Regions from separate parts of the Homo sapiens genome. Here all the other regions are linked to region 1. Evidence: chromatin contacts called from ENCODE Hi-C or POLR2A ChIA-PET data. All regions are on one chromosome and are shown on one strand. Each heading gives the region's core, a stretch centred on a gene start or an enhancer-like site at or near the end of the contact. The rest is flanking DNA. Distances are from core to core; before and after follow the strand shown.

Region 1 (4,763 bases), core at 112-2,611:
AAAAAAAAATTGGCCGGGTGCAGTGGCTCACGCCTGTAATCCTAGCACTTTGGGAGGCCAAGATGGGCAGATCACGAGGTCAGAAGATGGAGACCATCCTGGCTAACAGTGAAAACCCGTCTCTACTAAAAAAAATAATAATAATACAAAAAATTAGCCAGGTGTGGTGGCGCCAGCAGCGCTTGTGGTCCCAGCTACTTGGGAGGCTGAGAAGTGGGATGATCGCTTGAGCCCAGGAGGTCGAGGCAGCAGTGAGCCATGACTGCATCACTGCACTCCAGCCAGCCTGGGCGACCGAGCAGGATGCGCGTGCGCGCACACACACACACACACACACACACACAGTCCCGGGCCAGTCACGGTAGTTCACGCCTGTAATCCTAGCACTTTGGGAGGCCCAGGCGGGAGAATCACTTGAGCCTAGGGGTTCAAGACCAGCCTAGGCAACATGGCAAAACCCCATTATCTCTTTTTTTTTTTTCCTGAGACAAGTCTCGCTCTGTCGCCTAGGCTGGAGTGCAATGGCACAATCTTGGCTCACTGCAACCTCCGCCTCCCAGGTTCAAGCCATTCTCCTGTCTCAGCCTCCCGAGTAGCTGGGATTACAGGTACCCGCCATCATGCTCGGCTAATTTTTGTAGACACGGGGTTTCACCATGGCCAGGCTGGTCTTGAACTCCTGACCTCAGGTGATCCGACGGCCTCGGCCTCCCAAAGTGCTGGGAGCTACAGCGCCCAGCCGGCATATTTCATTTTATTATTTGACTCCCCTAGTGAAATGTAAGCTTCACAAGGAAGGGATTCTGTCTTAGAACGGTGCCTGGAATACAACAGACGCTCAATAAGTGGGTGTCGAATAAATAAATGTCCCACGCTGAGGCTTAGGTACGTTATGATACTCATTTTACAAAAGAGAAAACTAGGACACACAAAGATTAAGTCATTGGGTCGCACACCTAGTAAGTGGGGGAGGCGAGTCCTCAGCACACGCCCAATAACAGCATTATTATGATTACTAGCCGCTTACTCAGGCCTTGAGCTAAGTGCTTTACCCTGAATCATCGCGCTCAATTTAGCAATAACCCCGAGCCGGCACCGTCGCGAACGCCACTTTCCAAAGGAGGAAGCCAGGGCCAGACGTTGCCCTGCAAGGCCGGGGCTGGGCCGGGTTCGAACCCGGACGCCTGACGCGCCCTCCGCTCTCCCAGAGGCGTTACCTTGGTGGCCCCCGCTTCCTCCCCACGGAGCCCGGCGCTCACCCCCGGGCCGGGGTCGGGGTCGTGAGCCCACAGCTCAGCCACCATCTCCGTGTGAAGAAACTCAAACAACACAGTATCCGCCATGCCCCCTCCTCGCACGCCTAAAGATGCGCCCAGCGCTTCCAGCTCTCATTGGCCAGGCTTGGTAAGCCACGCCTCTTGCGTCATGGCGCGAGCCCTCCTACTCCGGCTTCCATTGGTGTTTTAGACTAGCCCCGCCTCCCCGCCCCGGACTCAGGTGGTGTGCGCGTGAGCCTGGGACACTAGGGGGCGGGCCTACGCCTTCTCTGGCCACATGTGGCAACATCTTCTGCTCTTACTGCCGTCCCTTCCCTATTTCCGGGTTCTCGAGCATTCCTATTGGCCAAATTACTGGTTACACGTGACATACTCGGCTTTTAAAATCCCTATTGGTCCACTCCAGACTTTCCTCGTCGCACAACCTGGAAGAGCCGGCCCAGCTGTTTCTCTATTGGCGGTTCCTCCATTCATGTGACTCTTCTGCACGCTCACTCAAAGCTGATGCTGAGAACTTGCTTCCTGATTGGTAGCCGGGCGAATCCACGTGACTTGGCCGCTAATGCCCGCCCAACCCGCTCCCCTATTGGTTGAAATCACAGCCCTTCAGCTGCCACGGTGAGAACGCAGCACTCGGGTTAGGAAGCGGATCTCGCAAGCTCCGAGCGTCAGCTGCCGGGTACGGTCTTTGGCGTTAGCGCTTCTCCCATCCCATGAGTGCCCCCAGCAGAGTCCAGTCGGACTGTCATCCTTTCTGCGACTCTGGCGCTGGTCCCGAGCAGCTCACGGGCCCGTGTGCTTCCGGGTCTGAGATTGGCATGGTGGACCAGGTGGAGGGTGTGGCCTCTACTAGGAGGCAAATTCGTAAAGACCTCGGCTTGGGACTCCGGGAACTCGGGCCCCAGATCCTTGTTCGAGCTGGTCTTCAGTTTCCCCATCTGTACGCTGAAGAGCCTGGGGTCCAGTAACCCCCATCATCACCCAGTTTACAGAAGAGGAAACTGAGGCCCAGACGGGGAGCAGCTGACACCAAGTCGTTAAGAGAATCAGCGAAGGGGCTGGGAATCCAGGACCTGCGCCTTTTACCCACCGCGGCGCCGGTCTCACGTGCAGTCCCTTCGCTCTTCTCCCCTAGTTCGGTGCCATGGCGTCCCAGGGTCGTCGGCGGAGGCCCCTGCGGAGGCCGGAGACGGTGGTGCCGGGGGAGGCGACCGAGACGGATTCCGAGCGCTCTGCGTCCTCGTCGGAGGAGGAGGAGCTGTACCTGGGTCCTTCGGGCCCGACGCGCGGCCGCCCCACGGGGCTGCGGGTGGCTGGGGAAGCCGCGGAGACCGACTCGGAGCCGGAGCCGGAGCCGGAACCGACGGCCGCGCCGAGGGACCTGCCTCCACTCGTGGTGCAGCGGGAATCGGCGGAGGAGGCCTGGGGCACGGAGGAGGCCCCGGCGCCCGCCCCCGCGCGCTCGCTCCTGCAACTTCGGCTGGCGGAGAGCCAGGCGCGGCTGGACCACGACGTGGCGGCCGCCGTGAGCGGTGTCTACCGCCGTGCAGGCCGCGACGTGGCCGCCCTGGCTAGTAGGCTGGCGGCAGCCCAGGCGGCGGGGCTGGCGGCGGCCCACAGCGTGCGCCTGGCGCGCGGGGACCTTTGTGCGCTGGCCGAGCGTCTGGACATCGTGGCTGGCTGCCGCCTGCTGCCGGACATCCGCGGCGTGCCAGGGACCGAGCCTGAGAAAGACCCGGGGCCGCGGGCCTAGCCATGATTCTACTTCCCAACCTGACTGCAATTTGGGGGTAGGCCTTGCTGCCTCTGGGACCTGACTCTGTCTCCTGTGTCTCTTATCACCCCCCACCCCCGCTCCCATCTTGGTGTCACCCATGGGGGCTAATCCGGTCCCCTTGGATAATGCTTTATATTGGATATAGTTCAACCCCTACTGCGGAGACCAGGGCCCCACTATCCTTAGATCTGGTTCCTCTCCCGATCCTGACCCTGCCGCCTGGTTCTGAGCCTTCCCCTGGGGCTTGGCTCCAGCCTTTGTTACATAGTTGCTCCTTAATCTGTTTCCACCCTGGGGGCTCACCAATTTTTTTTTTTTTTTTTTTTTTTTGGAGACAGGGTGTTTATCTGTCACCCAGGCTAGAGTGCAGTGGCGGGATTACTGCTCACTGCAACCTCGACCTCCTGGGCTCAAGTGATCCTCCCAGCTCAGCCTTCAAGAGTAGCTGGGACTGCAGACCTGCACCACCACGTCCAGCTGCCCGGTTAATTTTTTTCTGTCGGTTTGAAGAGGGGAGAAGGTCTCACTATGTTGCCCAGGCTTGTCTCAAACTCCCGGGCTCAAGCAATCCTCCCACTGTGGCGTCCCAAAGTGCTGGGGTTACAGGTGTGAGCCACCACACACTGGGCTCTGCTCTGCCTTTCTGAGTTTGGTTTCTGCTTATGGTGGGGAGCTTGTTCCCGTTCTTCCCACAAGAACCCAGGATGTGGCACAGCTTCCCTGCCGTCTTCCTTCACTCAGTTGGCTACGCCTCCCATCCTAGCTCCACTTCCAGAACTGCCTTCACCCTAGGCTGGGTCCTTGTTTTGTTTTTAGAGACAGGGTCTCACTGTGTCTCCCAGGCTGGAGTACAGTGGCGTGATCTCGGCTCACTGCCACCTCCACCTCCCGAGTTCAAGCGATTCTCCTGCCTCAGCCTCCCGAGTAGCTAGGATTACAGGCATGCACCACCACGCCTGGCTACTTTTTATATTTTTAGTAGAGATGAGGTTTCACCTTGTTGGCCAGGCTGGTCTCGAACTCCTGGCCTCAGGTGATCCACCCGCCTCACCTCCTAAAATGCTGGGATTACAGGCGTGGGCCACTGCGCCTAGCCAGCTGGGTCCTTGTTCTGCTGCCCAAGCTTGGCCCTGGTTCCGTGTGCTGGTTCTACTTTTTGTTCTCCCATCTGCCTCCTGCCTCCTCCCCTTTGAGCTTAGCCCCGCCCTCTCAGCCTGATTTCTGTTTCCCAAGTCCAGCAGTGTCGTGGGATAGGTTTTGCTTTCTTTTACTGTCTCCATCCTACTTACACCTCCCTGATCCTGGGGTCTGGGGACTCCCCATGGTTTCCTTCCTTCTGCAGGCCCAAAATGATGGCCCCTCTTAACCCAAGGCAGGGGATCTTCCTCCCAACTCCCTGGACCAAGGTGGCATTTCCTGCACACCCCTCCAGGCCAAGATGATGCTCGCTCTCAACTCTGTAGGCCAAGGTGGCGTCTCCTCTTGACTCTCCAGACCTAAAGTGACACCCTTCAGGCACTTCGGGCCCAATTCAGCCCAGTCCTGGTGCTTTCAGCGCCAGATGACAGCACTTTGCAGATAAGAACGATATGATGTGTGGATTTCACTACATTTGGCTCCTGGATGCTATAAAAGGACTTGGATTTCTGACTTGGCTCAGGGACTGGGGTTAGCAGTCTCTTTCTGCTCCTTTTCACCTGTGTTTTCTT
Region 2 (4,763 bases), core at 2,264-4,763, 6.2 Mb after region 1:
CACCAGAGCAATCAATAAGTAAACAACACTGTGGATTACAAAGTGTCCACACCAGCTTCCCTCTGGGGACAAGCTGGGCTCTCAGAGGGTGCCCCTGCTCCCACCTCCTTCATGGAGAATGTGAGTCACTCCCTCCACTCAGTTAGGTTGGCTCCTTGAACTTTCATCTCTAGCAAACATACTTTCCTCTCCCTTTCTAGTTGCTAAGTATAGGGGAAAACACAGCAAAACACAGGGACCTGGGGCCTGTGATTTTAAGGAGGCAAGCAGGGAAGTCCTCCCAGAGAAGGTGATGTTTGAAAAGGAGGTGAAAGAGGTCAGGGAGTGAGCACGTGATTCTGGGAACAGAGGTGGATCAGACATGGCCCCTCTCTGCAGGGAGCTACCAGCCTGGGGATGATGGAGTAGGGCAGTGGGGAACATGGGGTAAACAGAGGATCCCAATCCAGTCTGGCGAGGGCTGATGGAAGCAAATCTAGGGACTGCAGAAGCCCCCAGGGATATACCAAGGCAACCTGAGGGTGTAGGGTCAGGGGCTTCCTGGAGGAGGCGATGCCAGGGAGAATCACTAAATTATTATTATTATTATTTTGAGACTGAGTCTAGCTCTGTCACCCAGGCTGGAGTACAGGGACACAATCCTGGCTCACTGCAACCTCTGCCTCCCAGGTTCAAGCGATTCTCCTGCCTCAGCCTCCCGAGTAGCTGGGACTACAGATACGTGCCACCATGCCTGGCTAATTTTTTTATTTTTAGGAGAGATGGGGTTTCACCATGTTGGCCTGGCTGGTCTCAAACTCCTGACCTCAACTGATCCACTCGCCTCAGCCTCACAAAGTGCAGGGATTAGAGGTGTGAGCCACCGCGCCTGGCCGAGAATCACTAGATTTTGATATAATCCATGAGTTGGAGTTGGGCAGGACAAAGGACAGAAAGCAGAGGTAGGAGGGTGGTGCTGGAAGAAGGCATGGAACGGGCAAGCCGCGGCCTGGTCTGTCAGGACAGGAGGAGCAGGTCACAGTGGCAGAAGCACAAAGGGTAAGGGAGGGTCCAAGGAGGGAAGTGGACGGCTGAAGCAGACCATGAAGAGGAGGCTGGACCACAAAGCATCCCAAATGCCAGGCAGAGGGGCTGCGACTCTGTCCTGAGGGTGCTGGGGAGCCACAGGCAGGCTGGGAGCAGGGGAGAGCAGGGTGAGCTCTGGGTGCAGAAAGGCCCCTAAGGCTGGGTAGAGGTGGGCTGAGAGGGAGAGACTGGGAGTGAGGGAGGACCCGGGTGAGGGTCCAGGTGAGACAATGACACCAAGAGACAATAGGGCAAGAAGGGTGGGGGGTGGAGAACTGACAGCTTTGGGAGAAGGGAAAGAGGGTGGGACAGTACCCAGGTCTAATCTGGTGTTTAGGAAGCTGGCAGGGTCTGAATCATTTATTTGTTCTGAAAAGGACATCAACAGACACATCCAGTGAGACAGGATGTAATGCAGGGAGCCCTGGGGCACTGCGGGAGGGGAAGGCAGCACCCTCTGGAAAGGACAGTAGCTGATTCAACGCGGCCTTCACGCTTCCCCTCTGTTCTCTCCCTGAGCACACCAGAGACATCCATGTGCCAGGCTCTGTGCTGAGTGATGCTGGGACCAGAGCTGAGTCAAACGTGGGCCTGCACCATGGGGGAGACGGATCCAATCCCAGACATGCCAGGCGTGGAAGGCCAGGGCTGGGATGGAGAGAAGAGGCCCAGGGAGCTGTAGGACTCCAAAGATGTGACAGTAACGAACAGTCAGAGCAGGGAGGAAACCAAGTGTTGGGTCCCAGGACCCCAAGAGGAATGTGTCTCAAAAGGGCTACAGGTGACATCCCTGTCATGTGCTGCCAGAGGCATCATTAGGACAGGGGGCATTGAGGGAGATGGGAGAGCAGAGTCTAGAGCCAGACTTGCCCGGGGTTTCGATCGTAACTCTGCCACTTACTGGCTGGGAGATCTGACAGGCCTCAGTTTCCTCATCTATCCAATGGAATTAATAATACAAAGGGTCGGCCAGGCACGGTGGCTCACACCTGTAATCCCAGCACTTTGGGGGGCCGAGGCAGGCGGGTGGATCACCTGAGGTCTGGAGTTTGAGACCAGCCTGACCAACATGGTGAAACCCCATCTCTACTAAAAATACAAAAAATTAGCCAGGTGTGGTGGCACATGCCTGTAATCCCAGCTACCTGGGAGGCTGAGGTAGGAGAATTGCTTGAACTCGGGAGGCTGAGGTTGCAGTGAGCCAAGACTGCGCCATTGCACTCCAGCCTGGGCAAAAAGAGCAAAACTCCGTCTCAAAAAATAAAAATAAATAATAAATAATACAAAGGGTACTGAAAGGACTGAATGGGTTAATCTCTGCAAAGGACTTGGAACGATGCCTGCCACGTAAGTACCCGCTAAATGCTGGCTGCTATCATCACTGACACTTTCATGCTCAAGTCTGGCTCCTGTACCCTCTTCCCCAGCCCACTCCCTAAGCAGGCAGGGGCAGTATCAGTGTCAACTTTGTGACCCTGGTTTTGCCCACCCTGAGGCCTCCAGGGTGCCAGGCCCTGCGCTAGGTAATGCTGGGGACACGGAGGTAAGTCCCCAGGCTGATGGGAAGGACAGACATGGACAGACAGTCACCATCTTCAGTCCAGTTCAGGCCAAGCATTGAGAGAAACGGGCCTGAGAGACCGTGTCTGATTCACCTCTGTCCACACCAGCTTCCCTCTGGGGACAACAAGCCAGGCGCTGAGAGCACCCTCCCCCACCTCTTTCATGGAGAATGTGAGCTACCCCCAGCTCAGTCAGGTTGGCTCCTTGAACTTTCATCTCTAGCAAACACACTTCTCTCTCCCTAGCTAGAGCCTCCTGGCTCACCCTGTGGCTATGGAGGGTGGAAAGCAGCTTCTGGGGCCCCACAGGACCCTGTCTGACTCCCTCTATAGCACATTTCGGGTAATATAAGAGTACAATGGTAAGTAATGCAGCCTAGTGGGTGAAAGCAGTCAGAGGAACCTGGATAGAACTCTCGGCTCTGCCCTTCTCTAGCTGGGTGACCTCTCTGTGCCTCAGTTTCTCCGTGCATTAAACAGGGACCGTGACTTCTTCCAGTGGGTAAGAAATAGAGAAAGCAACTCACTCTGAACAGTTATCAAGAGAGTGAATCCAGAACGAGGGAAAAGAGAACATGGCCGTGACCCCGGAGGGATCGGATGTTAGAACTTCACTCTTGGATTTTTGCCCTCAGGTGACTTTGACGTTTGGGGGTTAAAGCGGCAGAGGTCGGGGGTTACGAGAAGACCCCCACCCAGTGTGCGCTCGTGGCCCCGGAAGCACACGGCTGCGGGACTCAGGGATGTGGGAGAGGGGGGCCCGATCACCTTCACGGCGTAGTCGATGACCCTCTTGACAGCTACGAGCACGCGCAGCTCCGCCATCTTCCCGCCGCAGCCACTTACAGGGTCAGCCCGCACCCTCAGCGGCTCAGTCCAGAAGCCCCACCACCCCCGCCCCCCGCGCCCCTCTCTGCGCCTGCGCGCAGCACGGTCAGCCAGTCAACCGCTGCAGAGCCCGCCTCCCCGACAGAGGACCAATCGAGAGGCCGGAAGGAAGGGAGGTGTGGCAAGCAATGCAAACCAATGGGAAGCGGATCTCGGGGAGCGAGCGGGACCTGGAGAGAGAAGGAAAGGCCTGGCGGAGAGGGCAGGGCAGAGAACTAGGGGAAAGGTCGTGCACTGGAGGGAAGCGCGCCCGGAGTTTATAGATCCTCCCGGTCCTATAAACACTTCCCGGTATCCCCGGATCTGCTCTCCCTCTCCAGATCCCCCACTTCTTCCCGGCCTCTCCAAGTCGCGGTACTCGTATTCCCACGCCTCTGAATCCTCGCGCGTCGGTCTCTCCACTCTCTCCATCCCCGTGTTCCCTGTCCCTTCCATATCCGTATCCTCCCCTGTCCGTGTCTCTACTTCACCTCCATGTCGTCCCCACAGCCTCTCCACACCCTCTCCAAAGGCCCACGTCCCCTCCTGGCCCCGCCCCTCCCACATGTCCCTGTTCCCATCCCAATCCATGGAGACTTGTGTCTCCATGTCTGTGTCTCCCTGTCTCCACGTTCCCTATGAGTTCATGTCCTTATGTCTTCCCTGAGCCTCTATGCAACCCCGTGCCTGCGTCCCCACGACCCGCAGAAAAGCACGCGGAGCCGCAGCGCTAAAAAAAGCCGTTCCTTTATTCTGCCCCAGGCAGGCTGCAGTCACAGACACACGGGGAATCCACTGATGGCGTCGGTGCTCTGCATGATCATGTCTGCCAGCAGAAAGCAGAAGCCTGGGGGGACGGGGGTGCGGAGCAGGGAGAGGAAGGTGGGCCCTGGGGCGGATGGCCGGGAGGGCCCCGGGGACTGGGGTTTGGGGCTCCAAGGGGGTCTCTGCCGGGTCTGCGGGAGTCGTTAGTGTGTTGGGGAGTCCCCGAGAGGTCCCCGGGGTTTCCTGGGAGGGCAGCTGGGGAGCCTCTGGGGTGAGGGTCTTCTGGGCAGTCTCCTCCACCCTCTTCCCGCTGTCCAGTTTACCCGCGAGAATTGAGAAGGGTAAGGCCAGCCACCCAGAAAAATAGGACCAAGAGAAGAAGACGTTGTTCTTCCACGCATTCTTCACGGTGTAGCCTATCAAGGCGGTCAGCAGCAGCAGTCCTGGGCCCCGCCCAGCCGCAAGATGAGCTAGCTGGGCCTGGTGGGGGCTGCACCCAGGCCA
Region 3 (4,763 bases), core at 237-2,736, 6.2 Mb after region 1:
CCCAGGCTGGTCTTGAACTCCTAGACTCAAGCAATCCTCCCGCCCCCAGCTACCAAAGTGCTGCGATTATTGCGCCCGGCCTTGTTACTTTTTAAAATATCACTGCTTTATCTCTCTGAACACGTGTGAAAGTGATGGCCTTCTTCCTGTGTCCAGAAAAATACCCCCATCCCTGCACCCCGCCACCATGAGGTATAGGAAAATCTTTGTCCCTTTTCTAGTTTGAAGACAGTGAAGTCCTGCCTCTTTCTTGGACTAAGGACGTACCCCATACCCCTTCAGAATTTTCGAAGGACCAAAGAAAAAGTCTCCCTCCTCCTCGAGAAACAGCAAAAAAGCCCCGCGCCCTCTCACCCGGCGTGACTGTGCAGGTACGCGTGGCCACCAGGTGGCGAGCAAGGCAGGTGATGGGGACGCCGCTGAGCCGGGGGTGGGCGGGGACGGCCGCCAGCAGCACAGAGGACACTGGCCCGGCGCGGATGCCTTCGGGGAGACCCTGGAACTGCAGGGAGGCAGCAGGGGCCCCGCCGGGCCACGAGCAGCGGAAGCGGAGGCTGCGGTCCCCGGGACCCCCTTCAACTGAGCACTGTGGGGCCCCGGGGGGCAGGTCTGCGGAGAGAAGGGAGAGAATGAAGATGGAGTCCCTTTCTCATTTCTTCTCCAGCCCCGCCTCCCCGCGCGGTGACTCCACCCTTCTTCACTAGCCCCACCCCATAGGCGCTCACACTCCCCACTTTTCCTGCGATCCCGTTCCCTTTTCCCATTAACTTCCTCGCTAAGTGGGTAGCCCGCAGCCCTGCTGACTGCCCAACTTTCTTAAGAAAACTGCATCTTCACACAATGATATTTCTCTTCCCAAACGTAACTCAGCCCCTTCCTTTCCAGCTCCACCCACTTCTGCCAGGTTACTTCGCCCCCTCCTGGATTGCACTCCGAGAAGCCTCCCCTTTTCCCAGATATCTCCGCCCTTCCTTGTGGACCCCTTCCCCTTTCTAAGACAATTCTGCCCGCTTTCTAAATGACCTCGCCCCTTTCCCTGGTGACTCCGCCCCCCTTGCCAGGTAACTTCTCCCTTTGCTGATCCCACTTAAGCAAATTAGTTCTTTCCTTTTCTAACTCCCACTCTTTGCCATTTAACTCCGCTTGTCGACTTTGTCGAGTGTTCCATGCCCAGGAATGTCCGCCCTCTCAGTGCTGGGCCGGCCCGTCAGTCCTGGTCATCCCTGCCACTCTATTTGGCTCCTTCCCTTATCCTCTTTCTGGCCCCGCCTCTTATCCTAGGTGTCTCCGCCCCTCCGCGCTGGCCCGCCCCACCACGGGTATCCCAGCTCCTTCTTGGTGACCCGCCCTCCCGCTGGCCCTGCCCCACCCACCGGTATGCTGCTCCTCCTTGCTGGCCCCGCCCCTTTCCTCTAGCCCCGCCCTCGTTCTGGCCCCGCCCCTCTCCCAGGCATTCCCCTACTCCCGCTCCAGCCTCTCACCCGCCACTGTAAGGTTGAGCAGCGAGCGGCGGCGGCGGCCGGTACGCGGGTTCGCCGCCAGGCAGGCGTAGGTGCCTGCGTGGCCCGGTCCGACCGCGGGCAGCAGGAGGCGCGACCCCGCGGGCACCGCGGCCTCGGCCGGGTCCGCCAGGCTCCACGTGATGTCGGCGGGCGGCCGCGAGGCGGCGGCGCAGCGCAAGGTCACGTTACTGCCCGCGGTGACAAAGCGGGCAGGCGCGGCGTCGCGGTCCGAGGAGACCGTGATGGTCGGCGGGTCCGGGCCGTCTGGAGGGAGGAGGGGTCGGGACCGCGAGTGTCAGGGTCACCTGGGACGCCGCTAGGACTCCCGGAGACTGGGTCCCCAGCCCGCTTCTCCCCAAGGACCCCCTGTCCCCGACCCGAGGCATCCCCCACTCACAGAAGACGCTGACGTCGGCGGCAGCCTCCCTGTGGCCGAAGGGGCTGCGGACGCGGCAAGTGTACCGGGCGTGGTCGCTGCGCACAGGGCGCACGATGAGCAGCTGGTCGCCCTCTGAGCGCATCCGGGGCGTCTCGGCTCCCTCCGATTCCGCCGCCTCCAGGGCGCGTCCGTCCCGGCTCCAGCTCAGCTCCCCGCGACCTGGCCCCCACCCCAGGCAGCGCAGCCGGAGCTCGGCCGCCCCCTCCTCTGTCTCTGGAGCCTTGGGCTGAACCGACAGCTGGGGTAGGGGCTCTGGGAGAGGGAGAATGGGCTCAGGACCCACCCAGTCCTGGAGCCCATCTTTGGTCCCCTTAGAGGGAACCCCAGCCGCTGCTCCCTCTAAGCCCCTGGAGTCTCAGCCCCCATCCCTCTCCTCTCATAAACCTATGAGTTTGAGCCCCCAGACACCTCCTCTCCGGGACCCAGGAGTTCGCCAGAAGAGGCTCCTAGCCTCCTCCTCCTCCCTCAGACCTGGGAGTTCAGGCTCCCAGGAGTCTCCATCCCAGGTCCACCTTTGCTCAGACACCCCTGCCTTGACCTCTAGCTCTTTTTCTCCCTTCCTCAACCCAGAAGTCCTCTTCTCCTATCCAGGGACCCCACAGCACCGTGACTTGCCCAAAGCCTGGCAGAGCAGAGCAGCCCCTGCCGCCTGCACGCCGGACGCCAGGGCCCACTTACCATACACACCCACCGTGAACTCGTGAGTCTGCTGGGAGACCCCTGCCCGGATGACCTCAGCCGTGTAGACCCCTGCATCGTCCAGCTGGGCAGAGGCGAGCTCCAGAACCCCCCGGGCCTGGTCAAATCGCAGGTGGTCTCGGTGAGCAGGGTCCAGGCTGATCAGAGGTGCCCCTGGCCCCAGGCCCCCAGCTGCCAGCACCTTTGAGCCCCGGCGCCAGACCACCAGAGAGGTGGGGGGCCCAGGGTTGGGGATTGGGACTAGGGGGAGCCGGATGGTGGTCCCCACCAGCACAGCGAGTGGGCCCCCCACCTGCTGGGGAAAGCTTGCAGCTGAGTGGGTCTCTGCAGAAAATTTGGATTCAGGGCTCTGGGCAGAGAGTTTAAGATCCATATCATCCGGGGAGAATTTTGAATCTGGGGCCTCAACAGACAGTTTGGTATGGGAGACTTGAGTAGAAATGTTTGAAGCTGGGGTCTTAACAGTGAAGGAAGGCTTGGGGTCTTTGGCAGGAACTTGAGGATCCGAAATATCAGGAAATACTTCAGAACCAGGGGTTTCAGAGAAGGGGGAAACCGGGCTCAAATCTTGGCCCTCAGCAGAAACATTTGACCAGAAGGACCCAGACATGTTGGAACTCAGGGCCTCAGGAAACCAGCTGGAATCAGAGATTCCAGCAGAGGCTTTTGAATCCAGGAACTGATCTGGAACTTTCCAGCTGGGAGGTTTGATGGAGGGAACTTCCACACCCAGCCCCTGGGAAGAGCTCTTTGAGTCTGAAGAGAAGGCAGAGGAGAAGTTGGTTTGCTGAAGTCCAGAAGAGGCTCTGAGGGTGAGGATCCCTACCAAGGAGGCTGCAGAGAAGAGAGGAAGGCATTGGGGGAGGCTGCTGAGGGAGACTGACAGGGAAGGGACTGAGCAGGGAACTTACCCAGGAGTAGGAAGAGTGGCAGAGCCTGTGGGTTGTCCATGGTGCTGGCCTCACTGAAAGGACACTGGAGAGAGACCCAGGACTGCACCCATCCCTCCCGGGTCAGACGAGTCCAACAGGACTGGTAGCTTAGCTTCCTGGGAGGGGAAGGGAGCCAGACCCAGAGGGAGGTGCCAAGATCCTCAACCCCAGTGTGGTGGCTGAGCTGCCCACCTCATCCCACTCTCTTCATTAGCTGGTCCCATCTGCAGAGAGGCCCAGCCTGATCCCTGCCCTCCCCACCCCCAGGGGGAAGCTGGAGAAAACATTCCCAGCTAAAAATGTGGGAGCAAATTTGTGAGACAAAGCCAGGAAGACTTCCTGGAGGAGGGTGAGGTGACCTTTCCGAGAGCCCCACCTCTGATGGCCACAGCTTCAGAGCAGGCTTCCTCCTCCCCAGCCTCCTGGCTCCTTCCACTCTGTCTTGCCTGCAGCCTCAGATACATCTGACCCTGCTCCTCCTCTGCTCCAAACCCTCCCACGGCTCTCTGTTGCCCTCAGAACCAAGTCTCCAGGTGCTATCTCCTGCCAGGGCCTCTATCCTGAGACCAGAGCTGCATTTCCGCATCCCCGAGGCCCTCACATGGCCTGTGTCCCGCTAAACTCAGACTCTTTCCTCTAACCCAAACTTCCTCACACCTCCAGGATGGCTTCACTGTCTTCGCAAATGCTGGAGAACATTCCCACCTCCTCCCTCCCTGTCACCACTGTCGATCTGAGTCCAACCCTCCTCCCCCTAGTTCTCACTGGCCAGGCTCTGTCTTCTCTTCCTGCCCCGTCTCCCTCCTCTGCCCAGTCTCCTCCATTCCCTGCCAGGGTCCTTCTATACCCAGAGCTGAACCTGCCTCCCCCTGCTCACAGCCCTCCCCTGGCTCCCCAGTGCCCTCTGGAGACATCCAAGGTTCAAAGCAAACTCATGCACAGCCCCCACTCAAGCACTTGAACATCCTGCCATTCTTATCCTGCCCGCCCATCTCACCTCCCAGTCCTCTACCTGGAATGCTCTCTCCCACTCTCCACCTCCCTCCAACCTGGCTAAACCACAACTTGTCCTTCAGGTCTCACCTTATTAAGAACCATAATTACCACTTAATTTGAGCCAGGAACTACGCTAAATGTTTCCTATGCACTATCAGGCTGAACACTTCTAAACACCCTATAAGCTGAGTGTCA

What was found. Hi-C counts contacts between places; a loop is a spot of excess contacts on that map. ChIA-PET counts read pairs that join two places held with the same protein, here RNA polymerase II (POLR2A). Pooled maps may share reads with other maps.
Region 2: a map of CD8-positive, alpha-beta T cell shows a loop between it and region 1 (11-fold over the local background). The contact joins the promoter of ETFB here to the promoter of TRAPPC6A in region 1. A Hi-C loop is called at or near these places in 1 of 168 maps with a recorded cell type or tissue (CD8-positive, alpha-beta T cell) and 5 of 50 pooled maps. POLR2A ChIA-PET finds 5 or more read pairs at or near these places in 1 of 52 experiments (PC-9).
Region 3: a loop to region 1 is called in a map of naive thymus-derived CD4-positive, alpha-beta T cell, with 23 times the contacts of the local background. The contact joins the promoter of VSIG10L-AS1 here to the promoter of TRAPPC6A in region 1. A Hi-C loop is called at or near these places in 1 of 168 maps with a recorded cell type or tissue (naive thymus-derived CD4-positive, alpha-beta T cell). POLR2A ChIA-PET finds 5 or more read pairs at or near these places in 1 of 52 experiments (Caco-2).

The regions. Positions count from the first base shown.
Region 1 is chr19:45,176,876-45,181,638 of GRCh38, forward strand. TRAPPC6A (trafficking protein particle complex subunit 6A) reads right to left here and starts at 1,362. Exons shown (of 6, transcript NM_001270891.2): 1 at 1,260-1,362. The coding sequence starts at 1,343. BLOC1S3 (biogenesis of lysosomal organelles complex 1 subunit 3) reads left to right here and starts at 1,909. Exons shown (of 2, transcript NM_212550.5): 1 at 1,909-1,956; 2 at 2,413-4,763. The coding sequence starts at 2,422. The coding sequence ends at 3,030. RefSeq lists enhancers at 740-1,683, 1,696-1,765, 1,836-2,155, 2,696-3,196, 3,622-4,123 and silencers at 1,116-1,335, 2,506-2,815.
Region 2 is chr19:51,362,875-51,367,637 of GRCh38, forward strand. ETFB (electron transfer flavoprotein subunit beta) reads right to left here and starts at 3,514. Exons shown (of 6, transcript NM_001985.3): 1 at 3,396-3,514. The coding sequence starts at 3,452. It overlaps CLDND2 (claudin domain containing 2), which reads right to left. Exons shown (of 4, transcript NM_152353.3): 3 at 4,583-4,702; 4 at 4,224-4,341. The coding sequence ends at 4,268. RefSeq lists an enhancer at 3,121-4,080 and silencers at 4,310-4,359, 4,630-4,763.
Region 3 is chr19:51,338,534-51,343,296 of GRCh38, forward strand. It overlaps VSIG10L-AS1 (VSIG10L antisense RNA 1), which reads left to right and starts at 1,487. Exons shown (of 5, transcript NR_186316.1): 1 at 1,487-2,184; 2 at 2,533-2,641; 3 at 3,317-3,452. It overlaps VSIG10L (V-set and immunoglobulin domain containing 10 like), which reads right to left and starts at 3,606. Exons shown (of 10, transcript NM_001163922.3): 1 at 3,552-3,606; 2 at 2,620-3,474; 3 at 1,900-2,193; 4 at 1,482-1,766; 5 at 355-609. The coding sequence starts at 3,591. RefSeq lists silencers at 381-720, 1,371-1,640.